2 separate regions of the Homo sapiens genome follow, and region 2 is linked to region 1. The links are chromatin contacts, found by Hi-C or POLR2A ChIA-PET in ENCODE. All regions are on one chromosome and are shown on one strand. The core of a region is the stretch at or near the end of the contact, and the rest is flanking DNA. Distances in the headings are between cores, read along the strand shown.

Region 1 (5,963 bases), core at 1,119-3,618:
CAATACACACTCAATAAATACTGTGGAAGACAGTGTTTCAACCCAGACTAACTTATCAATATTATGAATTCTGTAACACCCGATAATTGGAGAATACAATAAAACCAATTAATAACTCTCTTCAGAAAAAAAAAATTGGCTTATTAAAGTTGTAGGCTAGGGGCAGTGGCTCTCGCCTGTAATCCCAGCACTTTGGGAGACCGAGGCGGGTGGATGACGAGGTCAGGAGTTTGAGACCAGCCCGGACAACATGGTGAAACCCCGTCTCTACTAAACATACAAAAATTAGCCAGGCGTGGTGTGTGACCCAGCTACTTGGGTGACTGAGGCAGGAGAACTGTTTGAATCCGGGAGGTGGAAGTTGCAGTGAGCCGAGATTCTGCCACCGTACTCCAGCCTGGGCGACAGAGCAAGACTCCGTCTCAAACAAACAAACAAACAAAACAATTAAAAATGGCTGTAAACAGCAAGGCAATTCACCATAAGTGCCCTTGTCACAAAAGCCATTTTTAACTCCAGACTCATCCATCATTTTAAAAGAAGTGTCACAAAAATGTGCTTTAATAATTAAACAACATAAACAAGAAGTTAGACTTGTTCTTTCACAGGGTTACAAATGGTCTTATATTATTCCTGGTCTGGTGAATTCTGCTGATATATTTAAAGTTGTTATGAATAAGTAGAAAACAAGCATATTTGTGTTTTACCAAAAAGTTCATAAGCACTGATAGCACCGATACTTAAAGCATAATTGTCTAAAGTTCAAAAAGAAGATTTATGAGGTATAGGAAAAAAACAACAAAGAGAACAGATTTTTTAAGTTCATATCAAAGTAATGTATACACAGAGTCTAAGTCAGTATTAAACAGAAGAGCAGTTAAAATAGAACAAATTAGAGCCACATTAAAGTATTACTGTAATTACAGTTTTATAATTACAGTATAATTTAAATAACAGTATAACAGTATTTTTTAATTATCTAGGTTAATTCTGTTTTGATGCAATGTGCGGAGAAAATTGGTTGGCTTAGCTGTTCAAACATGCTATATATTTATGTATGCAAAGGATGCAAGAAACAAATAAAAGACTTTCTGTCAGTAAGAGGCAGTCTGGTTTCTAGGTAACAAATTTTATCTGAGTCCTTCAGCAAAAGGTGTTATCTTCACCGCTGCGTGAAAAAACAACTTGGGCCATCAAACCAAAGATGATGATCATTCAGAAAAAAGAGTCTAAAGAAGCACAAAGTGCCCTAAATTTGCAGTTTTTAGACACCCTTCTTTGAGAGCAGGGGTTGGCAAACTTTTTCAGGGCCAGATAGTAAATAATATAAGCTCTAAGGGCCATTTGGTCTCAGTCGTTAATGACTCAATTCTGCCACTGGAGCTCGAAAGCATCCATAAACAACATAAAAATGAGTGAGTATGGCTGTGTCCCAATAATTTTTTTTTTTTTTTTTTTTAAGACAGAGTCTTGCTATGTCACCCAGGATGGAAAGGCACAATCTCGGCTCACTGCAACCTCTGCCTCCCAGGCTCAAGCAATCCTCGTGCCTCAGCCTCCTGAGTAGCTGAGATTACAGGTGCATGCAACTGTACCCGCCTAATTTTTATTTTTTTAGGAGAGACGGGGTTTCGCTATGTTGGCCATGGTGGTCTTGAACTCCTGTGATCCACTCCCAACTCAAGTGATCCACTCCCCTTGGCCTCCCAAAATGCTGGGTGAGCCACTGAGGCCAGTCCCAATAAAACTTTACTTACGGACACTGACGTGATTTTCATGTAAGTTTCACTTTACAAAATATTCTTATTTCTCTTCAAACATTTAAAAATGTAAAGGTCTTGTTAGATCATGAGGGACAGGTTGGCCTTAGCCTGCAGGCTATAGTTTGCCCACCCCTATTAAGATGAATCCCAGGTGTGTGCAGCGGAAGACACTGGGCTCTTTCTCGCTAGAATTCAGGGTAATAGACACACTAAGCCAACACGTGAAGTTTTGCTTCCCCTCAGAAATAAATCTACACAAACTGAAATGCAATGGTGACTAACCACTAATTAAAGAGATTAGGCTTAAGAACTCTGTGGTTAGAAAATTAGCAAGAGCAAATTGCTTGAATTCGGATCACAGGAAGCCTGTTAGAGGCATCCAGAGGTAGACGTGGTATAAATATGTTTTTGCCAAAAGAAGCAACTCATTTCTCTCAGAGACCTGGAAGTAAGAGAAGTTGCTAGAGTGCTGATACGTGAATTGGCTTTGTTTTGAATACACGTCTTGCAATTTATTTGAAAAACCTTGTTTACTCAATATTCTCACCACCCCCCAGAAAGGAACACAAAGAAATATGCCTGACATCTAGTGGTGGCTTTGGGAAACTGTAGGTACATGACTTGTATTACTTTCTGAAAGAAAACCAAAACCAAAACAAAACGCAAAAACATAAATGGTGGGGAGGAGTCAGATGCCTGTGTATATAAATTGTGTTGGGTATAATTCATTCACTCAATACATTTTAGGTGCCTACCACGCACCAAGCAGTATTTCAGGTAATAGGAATTCGGCGGAGAACAAGATAAAGTCCAGCCTTTGTGGAGTTTACATTTTTGTGACATGATTAACTTTATTTGAAGGAAAAGACTTTAAAAGTTTATAGCCTTCTAGCCACTTAAAAGCACTTTCTCATACATTATCTTAAAAAAATCCTGAGACAATTAAGACAGGTTTTATTAACACCATTTTACAGAAAGGCAAACTGAGGTCTTTTTTTTTTTTTTTTTGAGATGGAGTCTTGCTCTGTCGCCCAGGATAGAGTGCAGTGGTGCAATCTCGGCTCGCTGCAACCTCTACCTCCTGGGTTCAAGCAATTCTCCTGCCTCAGCCTCCCAAGTAGCTGGGATTACAGGGGCCTACCACGACGCCCAGTTAATTTTTGTATTTTTAGTAGAGACGGGGTTTCACCATATTGGTTAAGTTAGTCTTGAACTCCTGACCTCAGGTGATCCACCCACCTTGGCCTCCCAAAGTGCTGGGATTACAGACATGAGCCACCGCACCAGGCCTGGAGTCCACACATTTTCTAAAGAGTCAGACTTCGATTTGTACTAATTTATTATTTTGCTGGCTACACACAAAAGGAAATATTGGTGAGCCTATCAGAAAAGTCTATCAACAGCATTAACCTTCAATTAAAAGGATCTCATGAACTAAATTCTGGTTAGCCTACTGCAACTATATAAAACTGGCTTCTTCACTCTCACTCAAACCTATTTGCAAACACTCAAACCTATTTGCAAATGCACAAAGTACTATGTGAACACTGTTAGCACCTTGCAGAGTAGCTAGAAGGTCCTCAATAAGTATTTGCTGAATTAATGAATAATTAAGAATCTTAGCAAGCGTTAAGAATTGCTATTCATGGCTGGGTGCAGTGGCTCACGCCTGTTATCTCAGCACTTTGGGTGGCCAAGGCAGGCAGATTGCTTGAGGTCAGGAGTTCGAGACCAGCTAGGCCAACACGGCGAAACCCCATCTCTACAAAAAATACAAAAAGTTAGCCAGGCATGGTGGCACGCACTTGTAGTCCTAGCTACTCAGGAGGCTGAGGCATGAGAATTGCATGAGCCTGGGAAGCGGAGGTTGCAGTGAGCTGAGATCACACCAGTGCACTCCAGCCTGGGCGACAGAGCAAGACTCTGTCTCCAAAAAAAAAAAAAAAAAGAACTGCTACTCATATGTTTGTATTTGTACTCTGCATTGCACTCTGAACATTTCTTAATACTTAGTGTTGAATTTTTAGTTTGCTTTCATATAACTAAAACTCTTTATGTCCTCCTAATGCAGTGGTTCTGTAAACTGATCAGATGTATTAGGGAACTTTTTCAAAAGGTGGATTCTTAGGCCACTTCCAGAATTATGGTTAAGTTGACCTAGAATGGAAGTAACTTGGTCATCTGTACTTTTTTTTTTTTTTTTTTTTTGAGACAGAGTTTCCCTCTTCTTGCCCAAGCTGGAGTGCAATGGCGTGATCTTGGCTCACCGCAACCTCCACCTCCCAGGTTCAAGCAATTCTCCTGCCTCAGCCTCCCGAGTAGCTGGGATTACAGGCATGCACCACCACACCCAGCTAATTTTGTATTTTTAGTAGAGATGAGGTTTCTCCATGTTGGCCAGGCTGGTCTTGAGCTCCGGACCTCAGGTGATCCGCCTGCCTCAGCCTCCCAAAGTGCTGGGATCACAGGCATGAGCCACCGTGCCCGGCCCTTCTGTACTTTTTAAGGCCTTCTGATTGATCTTGGTATCAGCCAAGTTTGGGAACCATTAACACGTATTGAATACAGAAAAAAAAATCTGTAAGACATAGAAACTCAAAGTTGAAAGGATCCTCAAAAGTTATCTAGTCAAACTAAATAGGATTAACTGCTCAACATCTCATCTAAATCTGAAAGAGAATCTACCAGAGCTTTTTTTTTTTTTTTTTTGGTGGGGGGGGTGGTCTGCTGACTATATTCTTGGCTTGGGAGTAATTCGGACTGATAAATAGTTAAACTATAAAATCTGAATTCTAGGTAGTATCTTGTAGAGTTGAAGACATTTGTAGAACAAGTTACTACAGCTGACCAGTATCTGGTTCTCCTCTCCTCCCTAGGTACACAGAAGGCTATTCAGGCTTGAAATTAGGTGGGGCTGTGAGGCAGGTGGTATGTGTCATTTCTGAACCAAAGCACAGAAGAATGGCTCTGAGCTGTCCCTACGCTTTCTTCCCCTGCTGCAGCAATGAGGAGGGCTCGTGTGAAGATGGTGGAGCCACAAGAGTAAAGCAGCCTACACCATCGAACCACTGCCCAGGTTGGCTGCTCCAGTCATTCCAGTCCACAACGGACTGGGTGTGAGTAACAAACAAACATTTATGAGCTGAACCACTGAGATCTGGTGGTTAATCTGCTACTATATTATTACTCGTGCTATCCTGAATATGTAATATTCATATCCCAGGACCCAGTAGTTAGCCTCCTACCTTACAGGATTTCTCCATACAAGAATGCTCAAAGCAGCACTGTAGGCTATAGTGAAAAATCGGAAATAATGTCCAGCAATGAAGAATGAATTACTCGTGGTAAAGTCATTCAATGGAATACCATTGGAGATTTTGGATAAATTTCAAAAACATATTACTTAATAAAGTAATAAACTTACAGAACGACATGTAGAGCATGACCATTTATATACAGTTTTAACATATCTGATTTTTATAGATGTATAAATATCTAATAAAAGTAGTTTAAAAAGTATAAAATCATGAATACCAAACAAATGATAGTGGCTACCCTTTGGGAAAAGGAAAGCGTGATTAGATGAGGAAGAGGGACACAGGAGACCACAGTTTTATCTACAATGTTTTATTCATTTTTTAAAAAAGATCCAAGCTGGGCGCAGTGGCTCACACCTGTAATCCTAGGAGGCTGAGGCAGGTGGATCACCTGAGGTCAGAAGTTCAAGACCAGCCTGGCCAACATTGTGAAACCCCACCTCTACCAAAAATATAAAATTAGCTGGGGGTGGTGGCACATGCCTGTAATCCCAGCTACTCGGGAGGCTGAGGCAGGAGAATCGCTTGAACCCAGGAGGTGGAAGTTGCAGTGAGCCAAGATCGCTCCATTGCACTCCAGCCTCGGCAACAAGAGCGAAATTCCGTCTCAAAAAAAAAAGAAAAAAAAATCCAAGGCAAATATATAGAATAAAATAAGAATTAATAAGGAAAAATCCAAGTTCTAATTCTTAGCTCTCAGTCCCAGCTGCATTTTTACTTAAATTTCTAACAGAAAACTCGATATGGGGAGGGCTTTTTAAATAGAAGAAACGTGAAGTCAGGTTCACCCAAAGACAGGGAAGTGGAGCCACAGAAAGGCCTGGAACCTCTGAAGGAGGGGTGAGAGGTTGCATTAAGATAAGAGGACTGGTTGAAAGAATGG
Region 2 (5,963 bases), core at 1,622-4,121, 36 kb after region 1:
AAACACACACAAAATCAAATCTATTCTTACAAAACTGAGATCATTATATATACTGCTATGTAACTTGCTTTTCTCATTCAATATGAACCTCTTTCCACATCGATTCCACTTATTATGACTACCTATTTAATATGAAATAGATCTTTCCTGGCTGGGTACAGTGGCTCACTCCTGTAATCCCAGTCCTTTGGGAGGCTGAGGCAGGTGGATCACCTGAGATCAGGAATTCAAGACCAGCCTGGCCAACATGGTGAAACCCCATCTCTACTAAAAATACAAAAAAGAATTAGCAGGGCATGGTGGCGTGTGCCTGTAATCCCAGCTACTTGGGAGGCTAAGGCAGGAGAATCACTTGAACCCAGGAGGCGGAGGTTCCAGTGAGCTCAGATTGTGCCATTGCGCTCCAGCTTGAGCAACAGAGTGAGATTAAGTCTCAAAAAATATAAAAATAAATAAAATAAAATAGATCTTTCCAGATCTATTTCACTTATTATGACTACCACACAGAATCCCATAGTAAGTACATACCATAATAAACTTAATCATTTCACTACTAATGGATGTTTTGGTGTTTTGGCCATCTCTCTTTTTTTTTTTTTTTTTTTTTGCCATCACAAATAACGCTGCCATGATACTCTATGATACTCTCCTACAAAAATCCTAGTATACTTGGTACAAGTGTTTTTTCTGGGAGAATTCCTATATGAGGAACTGTTAGGTCAAAGGTTACATGCATTTAAATTCTGTCACCTGCATTTATCTATTCATACTCCTACCAAGAATCTTCAAGAGTTCTCCTCTGTACACCCTTGCCAAAACTGAATATTATCAATCTCCTACATTTTTTGCAAGTTGGCTGGGCATAAAATGAACATTTCCAAAATCGAAAGTAATTTAAAACTGGAACAAGTGGAAAATGCCAACTTTCATAAAGTTCTTCAATAAACGTTGATTATGTGTAGCAGGTAATTGGGATGCAAAGGCTGAAAATAAACTGAGGACTTACAATCTAATGAAATATATAGACAAATAAGCAGATTCTATGAAGATGATTATAACAGTGTGAAAAGTGCTTTAAAAGAGGTATTCAGTGTGATATAGCGGGCCATGAAGAGACACATCAAACCACTCGGAGAATCAGAAAAAGTAGTGATACCTGAGCTAATTAAAGGATATACAGAGGTTGGTAAGGGAAAGCTGGGAGGATGGGGAGAAGAGGAGATAAAGGAAACTAGAATCGCAGATTCAAAAACATAAAACTAAGAAAATATAGTGTATTAGGCAACTGCAAATAGTTTAACACTGTCATAGTGCTGCCTGTGAGTGGAAGACATAAATAAGAGTCTCAGACCAAAGACATAACTGTAAAAGCTTTCAAAACATTACTCTGTAAGAAAAAACTTTCATGTGTTATAAGTCATCTTTGTATTAGAAGTTGCTTCTCGAATACAGACAGCAGACAGTTCTCTGGCACTCAAATGCAGTAATGGGTTCCATGGCAGAACTGAAGTAGGAAGGAGTGTGACCAATATTTCAGGTTTAGGTAAACAAAAGTTCTAGTCAGCTAAAACCAAAAAAAGCAGAGCACACAAATACTATGGAAGTAGATCCACAGGCAGCCAGGATCCCAAGAAAGGCAGACTGGAGTTAGAGGGAGTATGAGAGTTGGAAGACTAAGAGGTCTTCCCATGTGCTTCTGTGTATGGTGGCACTCTCCAGGGCCTGGAACTGAGATGTCACTGAATGAATACCAGGACAGAAAGCTCGCTGCCCTGTTTAGACAGCCCATTGTATCGCTACACCGGACACATCACAGTTCCAAAGCTGTCACAAGTGCTACCACAGGTCAAAATAGGAGGAGAGCCAGCAGTCCACTGACATCACACATGGTACAGACACACTAAAAGCAGCAACAAAAGACTATCACAACTATTATTTAGCACTGCTCTAAAACAGTGTTTTCCAAAGTTTTCTCAAGATAAAAAATGTCCAGGGCCTTTGTTTAAAAAATAAAACAAAGCAGATTCCTCAGCCTCAACCCAGACCTACTAATATTCCCAAGGGTGAAGGCCTGGGACTTTGTATATTTAACAAACAGCCCAGGTGATTCTTTCCAGGGAATTCTGGGAAGCACTGCTTCCCCACAAATTAGAAGTTCTTACTAACACAAAGAGGTAAAAAATTGAGACAGGGGTAAAACTATCAGAAAGTGATTCAGTTGCTGCTTCCTACAGATGATGTAATTATCTACTTGGAAGTCCAAGAAAAGGAACTGAAAAATTATTAGAACCACATATTGACAGAAGAACCAGTGAGACTTCAAGACAGAAATGTCCATGAGATCTCTGAATGTAGGAGTCTTAACCTAAACAAGAAGAACGAGCTGGAACTAAGAACTGCAGAAATTTATTAGCGTCTGGGGTGGAGTGAGGGGCATGTAAAAGCCGGAACTGTGAGAAAACATTCAGAAAGAAGGTGTGCAAGAGAATGCCGGGGAGCACAGGATCTGGCTCATCAAAGGCGATCCAAAGGCTTAATGAGTAATTAACATGCACATTTCATAGCTAGACATTTCGTAGTCACTAAATGAAGATATACAACATATAACACACATGGATTAAATTTATTTAGAGAAAGAGTTCAACCCTAAATCTGTACCTGTAGATCTCAGAAAGCATGAGGTATTCAGGCAATAATCACTGATAAATTTGAGTTAATGCAGAAACAGATAAGCAATTCACACTACTGGGTCACAGAGAACACAGTGATCTTCCCACACATGGAAGCAGAAGATGCACTCTCCAGTGCAGCTCTGGTGGCCATCTGCAAGAACAAAAAAAAGATCTAAAGTTGACAAAAGGGCTGTGGCTAAGTGATGACTGCCACAGGAAATTGCTCATTTGAAGAACTGCTTGGTTTAAGCTAAGTCATACACTTCTTTGTAATGGAAAAACCTCCTTGTCATCGCTCTAAGAATAATCAGGCTACAGTTGAAAAAATGCCTTATTGTTTCATAAACTACACACCAATTCTTTATTTGATCGCATCCATCTTTTTAAACAGCTGGGTCCATTTTGAATGTTCTCGTTTTAAACTTAGCATTTTTGCAGCTGTAAGTGGTTTTATGAATAAATCGTGCATGCAAACAACACAGTAGAATTGGGCAACGTTCAGATGATTGAAAGGAGCAATATCTAAAACATCCCAAGCAACCTACTGAAAATGCGGATAAAGGTTATCAGGATATCCCAGACTATTCCCCCTAACCCTTGGGGGGCTCTAGAAAGTCCAGAATTTCAAAGGGAGGCCTCTGGTCAACGAAGCAGTCACTTTAGCTCTAAGTCAGCTGTCGAATGGGAGAGTTTCAGAGCACTTCTCCCCAGGCCTCCATAACACCATCAACAAGAGTAAAAAGATGAACCCAGAGCCCTGCATGTTCCTGGCAACCAACACCCTCTCAACTAACACATTGCCACAGTGCCATGATCTGCCTATCTGGGGTTAATTCCAGCACGACCTTTATATCAGGTTATACTTTTTAAAAATAAGAAATCCAAGACTCTCACCTGGTTTTTATTCCTGTGAGGCTCAGTACATCCCCTCACGCGACCCCAATCCTCAACTCTCAAAACCCTTCTCCTTGTCTTCATAGTCCAGCATCGGCAAAATCCCTCCTCTGTCCGAGGCTTACGCATCAACCTCTTCTCTGAATGTTGCTTTCACCTACGGCTCTAGGAGGAAACCTGGCATTCCCTGAAGGCTCAGCTTCCCTGCAGCCATTTCAAGTGGCAGCTGCTTTCTTTCTCACACCCCTCAAACAACTAGACCTCCAGGTGGAGGAGAAGTCCTCCTAGAACCACACTGCCACTCTCAGATCATTTTCCCTTTTCCTTAAAACTCCGATTTTGAATGTCGTATAATCAGACCAAAACCCAAGTTGTCCCTCCTTCGCGGAGTCCAACATTACTACTGTCATAATTCTTGTTGATTTCAACATTTACAGTTGATCTTTCCAATGCACTGATCGTAGTGGGATGAATGACGGCCCCCCAAAAGATATGTCCACATCCTAATCTCTGGAACCTGCATTACCTTATATGGCAGAAGAGTGAATATTACCTTCTATGACAAAATTAACTTAAGAATCTAGATGGGAGAGGAAGCATTTACCCTGGATTACCTGGTTGGGCCCAAAATGCAATCAAATGTATTTTCATATAAGACAGATACACAGAGGAGAAGAGACAGATGAGAAGAAGGCAATGTAACCCAGGAGGCAGAGACTGAAGTGACACAGCCACAAAGTCAAAGAACGCCAACTGCAGCTAGAAGCTGGAAGAGGGAAAGAACAGTGTGATGTTCAATGTACGTGTCAAGGGGCCGGGCGTGGTGGGTGGCTCACGCCTGTAATCCCAACACTTTGAGAGGCCAAGGCGGGTGGATCACCTGAGGCCAGGAGTTCAAGACCAGCCTGGCCAACACGGCGAAACCCCATGTCTACTAAAAATACAAAAATTAGCTAGGCATGTTGGCGCATGCCTGTAATCCCAGCTACTCGGGAGGCTGAGGCAAGAGAATAGCTTGAACCTGGGAGGTTGCGGTGAGCTGAGATTGTGCCTCTGCACTCCAGCCTGGGTGACAAAGTGAGACTCCGTCTCAAAGAAATAATAAAATAAAATAAATTTTATGTGTCAATTTGACTGGGCTATGAGAAGCTCAGATATTTGGTGAAATGCTCTTCTGGGTGTTCCTTTTAGGGTGTTTTGCATGAGATTAACATTTATATTGGTAGACTGTGTAAAAGAGATGGCCTTCCCTAGTGTGGATGACCCTCACCCAATCATTTGAAGGCCTGAATACAACAAAAAGGCTGACCCAGCCCTGAATAAGAAAAAAGTCCTCTTGTCTTCAAACGTCTGCCTTTGGACCCAAACTGAAAGATCAACTCTTTCTAGGTCTGGAGCCTGCTGGAACTACCCACCATTGGTTCTCCTGGTTCTCAGGCCTTCAGACCAGGATTGGACCTATATCATCAGTTCTCCTGGGTCTCCAACTTGCCAACTCACCCCGCAGATCTTGGGACTTGTCATCCTCCATAACTGCATAAGCCATTTCCTTACAATAAATCTCACAGACATGCGCGTGCCCACCCTATTGAGTCTGTTTCTCTAGAGAATCCTAATACAAAGAGATACTTTCCTAGAGCTTGCAGAGAGAGTGTGGCTCTGCTGACACTTCGATTTCAAACTTGTGTCCAGCACTGTGAGAGGGTTTAGGACCCCAGGTTGGTGGTAGTTTGTTATGGCCTCCACAGGAAGCTAATATATCTGTTAATACATATGTCCTCTCTGAATTCTTCTTCAGCAACTGTTCTCCCACCCTATGTTGGCTGCCATTTCTAGTCACCTCCTACCTACAACATTTTATTGCCAGTTACTGTACATTACCTGAAATCTCAGTTTCAAGCACCTACTCTCACCAACTTCTGTCTTTCTAGCACATTCCTTCTAGTAGTCTGCCTAGAAAAATACTTCAACCCACTGAACCTATACTACATTGAGCCTACCATCTTTATCTTGTCTCCCTCACGGCCTAATTTCTCTCTTGAACCAAGCTCCATGTCTACATTTGATATTATATTTTCTTTGCACACACTCAACACCCCCCTCCTTGCCACTTCTCTTCCTTCGTCATACTTTTCTATCAAAACCCAACCCTATCCACTCTCTGCCTTCACCCACACAATGTGTGGTGGGAGTGAAATACACAGCTATGCTGACTGGTCTGAAGCTGAATTCACAACTACCAACCTCAAGTTAGTCATTCCAATGTCAGTTTAAATGTCACTACCTCAGAAAGGCTTTCCCTAGCCATCCAATTTAAAATACAAAATAATAGCTTTATTGAGTGATATGGTTTGGATGTGGGTCCCCTCCAAATCTCATGTTGAAATGTGATTCCCA

What was found. Hi-C counts contacts between places; a loop is a spot of excess contacts on that map. ChIA-PET counts read pairs that join two places held with the same protein, here RNA polymerase II (POLR2A). Pooled maps may share reads with other maps.
Region 2: a map of left colon shows a loop between it and region 1 (6-fold over the local background). The contact joins two enhancer-like sites. A Hi-C loop is called at or near these places in 7 of 168 maps with a recorded cell type or tissue (B cell, GM12878, OCI-LY7 and 4 more), 32 of 37 single-sample maps with no recorded cell type and 17 of 50 pooled maps. POLR2A ChIA-PET finds 5 or more read pairs at or near these places in 6 of 52 experiments (AG04449, CD8-positive, alpha-beta memory T cell, GM12878 and 3 more).

Annotation. Positions count from the first base shown.
Region 1 is chr2:25,519,948-25,525,910 of GRCh38, forward strand. All of the region lies in intron 9 of DTNB (dystrobrevin beta), which reads right to left. Among named protein-coding and RNA genes, the nearest start is that of DTNB-AS1, 100 kb to the left of the region's middle. RefSeq lists enhancers at 2,411-2,460, 4,764-4,843. Within about 2 kb of position 2,369, at least 3 of the 41 ENCODE cell types and tissues checked have a DNase peak (open chromatin) inside an H3K27ac peak, as active enhancers do; they include OCI-LY7, where a contact is called at or near this core.
Region 2 is chr2:25,555,585-25,561,547 of GRCh38, forward strand. All of the region lies in intron 8 of DTNB (dystrobrevin beta), which reads right to left. Among named protein-coding and RNA genes, the nearest start is that of DTNB, 120 kb to the right of the region's middle. RefSeq lists an enhancer at 2,588-3,283. Within about 2 kb of position 2,872, at least 5 of the 41 ENCODE cell types and tissues checked have a DNase peak (open chromatin) inside an H3K27ac peak, as active enhancers do; they include OCI-LY7, where a contact is called at or near this core.